2 separate regions of the Homo sapiens genome follow, and region 1 is linked to region 2. Evidence: read pairs that join two places in POLR2A ChIA-PET (ENCODE). Cell type or tissue: IMR-90. All regions are shown on one strand.

Evidence for each region. ChIA-PET counts read pairs that join two places held together with the same protein. Peaks named below come from ENCODE experiments on the same cell type or tissue, not always from the same donor. Only the 100,000 strongest peaks of a DNase experiment are listed, where the experiment ranks them.
Region 1: POLR2A ChIA-PET joins it to region 2 with 11 read pairs; 1 of 35 experiments calls an interaction of 5 or more read pairs at or near these places.

What each region holds. Positions count from the first base shown.
Region 1 is chr11:122,089,454-122,091,953 of GRCh38, reverse strand. MIR100HG (mir-100-let-7a-2-mir-125b-1 cluster host gene) reads left to right here. Exons shown (of 5, transcript NR_137179.1): 5 at 214-2,500. Among named protein-coding and RNA genes, the nearest start is that of MIR125B1, 9.1 kb to the left of the region's middle. In IMR-90, no CTCF peak of the experiment used is centred here; no DNase peak of the experiment used is centred here; H3K27ac peaks cover 150 bases.
Region 2 is chr11:120,330,843-120,333,342 of GRCh38, reverse strand. It overlaps TLCD5 (TLC domain containing 5), which reads right to left. Exons shown (of 3, transcript NM_001198671.2): 3 at 1-2,500. Among named protein-coding and RNA genes, the nearest start is that of ARHGEF12, 4.3 kb to the left of the region's middle. In IMR-90, no CTCF peak of the experiment used is centred here; a DNase peak (open chromatin) is centred at 1,532; H3K27ac peaks cover 1,306 bases.

The DNA of each region.
Region 1 (2,500 bases), 1.8 Mb before region 2:
ATTAGAGTGGTGTCTCACACACACTCAGGCAATGCCATTGCTGACTGATTCTTTAGCAAGGGGAACAATGTAAAACAACAGCATTTTTCTAGTGATGCAGCATTTCATCTCTAGTGAGACTTAGCATGGTCCCCAAAGTATCATTACATTTATTTATTATTATTAAAGAGTCAATGTGATAACTTTCTGTGACATGTTCTGTTATTTTTTTAGTTGTGTTGATGTTCCTTTCAGCTGGTCCTATAGTACCCCTCCTCAGGAATGTCTCCCCAGTGCAAGGACAAAGACTGAAGAGACTGCTATATTGATGGACTCTCAAGCCAACTATGAAGTTGAAACAAAGAAAGTGATCACCTGAAGACACCTCCTCTGCTAAGAAACACCCCCAAATTGTGCAGCTTCTGCCACTAGAACTCTCAGAACAAGAGACAATCTTTTCAAGAAACAGAAAAACTCAATAATGACATCTAGATTTTCATGAGCCAAGAACTTTCCCTTCCTCATGTGTATTCCTCTGTTTGTACTTAAATTCATGTGACATTCATTTTTTTCCTAGTATGGATATGCTTATTAATGCACTTGTTTCAAAATCCCAAATTGCACAAATGTGTTAATATTTTAAGAAACAAAATGAATCCTACAAGGAGAATGATTTTTAGCCACACATAGGGTTGGATCTTGAGAGTGACCTACAGAATAAAAGTACTTTTAAAATAAAGTAGTCAGAGGCTATTCAAAGGGTAAAATAATCATAGTACCACATTGGTCCACTTGACACTAACCAATCGATCATTTTTTTTTAATCAAGAAAGCTAGATTCTATCAGATAAAATCACTGCTTCTAAAGAGTTTAAATCTAGTTAGAAAAAGTTATAGAAATGTTTGCAAAGATAAGTAACAGATAGAGTCAGTAGAGGATAAGATCAAAAACAAAACCAAGCAAAAGATGAGTTCAGGGGAGTTTGCCATCAAGTTGGCAAAACTGACTTACTTAGGGAAGAAAGTTATAAAACAGGAAAATATGAGATGAACCTTGAGTGATGTGGAAGATTTAGATAAATGGAAAGGAAGGAGAAAATGGAGTTCTTTAGGTGGTTGTAATTGGAGGAGGAAATGAATACACACATCTTGTTGACTTAAACCCAGACATTCAGCAGCTCTCTATACATATCTGGAAAAGACTGCACAGTCACCTCCTGTCTCTCACCCCAGGTATTACTTAGAATTATTATCATATTTCCCTTCCTTTAAAGTAAGTAAGGGTGATTGGTGACAATATGGAGAACTATGATTTTTCCATTAACCTAATAATAATTGGTATTTATTGAGTTCTGTTAAGCATTTTACATATTAACTCACTTAAGCCTTTCAACAGCCTTGCAAAATAGGTATTATTATCCCCATTTTACAGGCAAGAAAACTGAGGTTTAAGTAACTTGCCGAAGTGCCATATACAGGGCTCACATTCAGTATTGCAGTTGCAAAGCTCATGATCTATAGTGCCAAGTTGCAATATTGTAGTCAATGTCACAATTATTACCCCTTTTTATATTCCTTGATATTTTTCCATGGCAAACAATTAGCTATTTCATTTAATAATCACCTAAAACTTTTCAGTCTTCTGATTAAAATTACGCTGGAGTGATAGAATGTATTTTCATGATAGAAATTGGGAAAAAAAATGGGGAATGAAGTTTATCAGCATTTCAGACTTGTTTTTTTTTTTTTTTTTTGCAAGACTTTGATGAGATTGTTCACTTTTGTCTATGTAAAATCCCAAATCCTTGAGAATAAAAAAGGGGGAGGTTTAAGTCACTTGTTGCAATGCCCTTTTTAATAGAGGCAATAAATCTAAAGGCCATAAATTTAGAGTGACTTACAGAAGATCGAACTTTGGAGTGTGGCAGAGTAAGGGATGGAAACCGGGCCCTCCAGTTCACTATCAGTAGCTTTTGCACTGGTCTGCCCTTCCTAAATTAAGTATGCACTTCAATTTGATGAGTGGAAACAGTCTATCTGGGCAGTAACCAGGGAGCTTTGTGCCTAGTAGATTGCTTCTGTTCTGCACTTCTTTGGTTTCCCACCTCAATGTAAAAAATAGCTAGCAATGAAGTCCAGAAGTTGTCAATGGTTCATCCCCAGAAGAATGCATAATGTCCAAAGTTGTATGTGTATGATGTCTTCAATGGTATTAAGTTATTTCAAATTCTTAGTTCACCTACATAAATCATTTCTAACAAGCATCTTCTTAACCAACTTTATGCACAGTGTATGTTTGTAAGTGCTTCTGCACGAATGTTTATACATGACTGTTTCCATAGTACTTATGTTTTTAAAAATATTCAGTCATTTCCTACTATAATCCTCATGTATCCATGTAACTGACTCAAAAATACTTCAGCCACAGAAAGCTAAAACTGAGCAAATCTCATTCTTCTTTTCCATCCCCTTTGCATGTGGCTGGCATTTAGTAATGATTAATAATATGGCCAGCTGAATA
Region 2 (2,500 bases):
TGAAAGTGTCCCCAAAACAACAAGATCTGCAGTCCCTTCACTTCTGAGGAGTAAGAGAGAAAAAGAATTGGTACCAGATTAAGCCTGTTCATTTGTCTGGTATGGAACAGGTTGCACTGTGCCAAAATTCAAGAGCCAGCTTTTTTTCTTTTTTTTAAGCTCATGTGCCAGGCCACTCTTTTCTACAAGCTTTTGCTAAAATCAGCATTCCCCAGCATCCTACTTTGACCGCAATTTTGTTGGAAAGAAGCTTACCAGCATTTTAGGGGCGCTCATCATAGAAAAAAAAAAAGTGGAGATTAAGAAAAAAAACAGGAAGTGGAGATGCTGTCAGATTATCTCAATGCCCAGCAAAACTCTTTAACCAAATGACATTCATTTTTAAAGACCCACTGTTAACATGCATTTAAAGTTACTGTTTCCCTAACAGTGATGACTTTATACCATTCCAACCACTCCCTCATACCTGGTTTCTGTGGCCAAGACCATTTTTCATTTTCAAGACCGCTCATGGCTGGGCACGGTGGCTCACACCTGTAATCCCAGCACTTTGGGAGGCCGAGGCGGGTGGGTCATGAAGTCAGGAGTTCAAGACCAGCCTGGCCAACATGGTGAAACCCCGTCTCTACTAAAAATACAAAAAGTAGCCAGGCATGGTGGCACACGCCTGTAGTCCCAGCTACTCGGGAGGCTGAGGCAGGAGAATCACTTGAACACAGAAGGCGGAGGTTGCAGTGAGTTGAGATCACACCACTGCACTCCAGCCTGGGCGACAGAGCAAGACTCTGTCTCAAACAACAACAACAACAACAACAACAACAAAAGACACCATTCATTACGTTAGATTACCAGTGGCCATGGAATGGACTGATGCTTCCTACTGACCAGCCTTGACTCCAGTAGCACCATATGCTTGCTCACCCACTGAGCTAATCAAACACCATTGACTTCAATAACATGGTAAAAATAAATAATCAATAAATACATAAATACTTCATATTTCCATAAAAGCCCTACATTAAAGACCTCCATTAATAAAATGCCACATAATGTATTTATGAAATATACTACAGGGTATTTCATTCATTCACAATAGGTTTAAACTCAGGCAAAGAAGAAACAAGTAACCTATCCAAAGTGAGTGAGTAGCTCTCCAAAGTGGCAAGTGAGTAGCAAAATTAGTTAAAAGAACCCAGGAATTCTGGATTCTTAACCCCTTGTTCTAAGCTTATATTCTTGCTTCTCTTGGAGACTGTCACACTAAGAATTATTATTTTTTTCCTTCCAAGACTGGCCTTGTTTTATTAGTTTGTTCATAGAGTGGTACCTTTTTAGTAAAAATAAGAAAAGTAGGAGGAGTACTAAAAGGGAAAGTATCTAAAATGAAAAAAAAAAATTAACCTCATCCCCCTGAGGCCAGTACACACTTTAAAGTCTTTGGCTCTAGTTTGCAATATGTACAGCAGAGCTGAAATCTAAACTGCCATCTCAAGCACAGTGGAATCCACATGATAAATCCCTATGGAATTTAGTCATAGCCTCAAATGCCTAGGAGATTAATGCACAAAAGCCCTGAGAACTGGCATAGTTTTCCTGGTAGGGCAGAACCCATATAACAGGACTCAGTAAATCTACCCACACTTCATTCATCTCAGATCCAAAGCCCTAACTCTATAGGTTTTGTGCAGAAAAGAGTTAACATAGCAGGCCTAAACTGCTATCCTTGGAGAGGCCTGATTACAGGGTTGGCCACTGGCCGGCATTTGGGAACTTAGATTTTGGAGGGGCTCCCACAATTAACTGATAAGACTGGCTTACTGTGTCTGAACTGCTTGTGCAAACAATATGGCTTATGCTGAACACCTGCTTTCCTTTTGAGAGTCTTGAATTTTGCTATCTGCCAGGGAAAGCCTGCCTAGATGACCTGTCCTCAGTAAAAACTTTGGGCACTGAGTCTGTAGTGACCTTGTCCAGTAGACAACTCATTCACATGTCGTAACAAATCACTGCTAGGGGAATTAAGTGCATCCTGTGTGATTCCATTGGGAGAGGACTCTGGAAACTTGTGCTTGCTTTACCCTAGACTTTGTCTCAGGTGCCTTTTCCTTTTACCGATTTTTCTTTGTATCTTTTCACTATAATAAATCAAAACTATAAGTAAGACTATATGCTGAGTCCACTGAGTCTTCCCAGAGAATTACAGAACCTGGCAGTGGTCTTGGGCACCTCTGGCACAGTTGGTATAGGAGGTTCAGTAAGTAGCCCTCCCCCTCACTGCCAGTTTCACTCTCACCCTCCTATGCCCCTCTGTTTAAGCGACCCAATTCCCCGATCTAATGTTCAGAATGTCAAAGGCGTGTCTCTTCCTGTAAGCCCCTCACTTTATAGTAAATGGGGTAAACTTAGATAAATTGCTATATGGAAAGCAGAAATAAGTGTTTATTGAAAGAGTTACTTCTCAAAGGAACAAGAAATAGCACTAATCTTTTTCGAGTTCCTT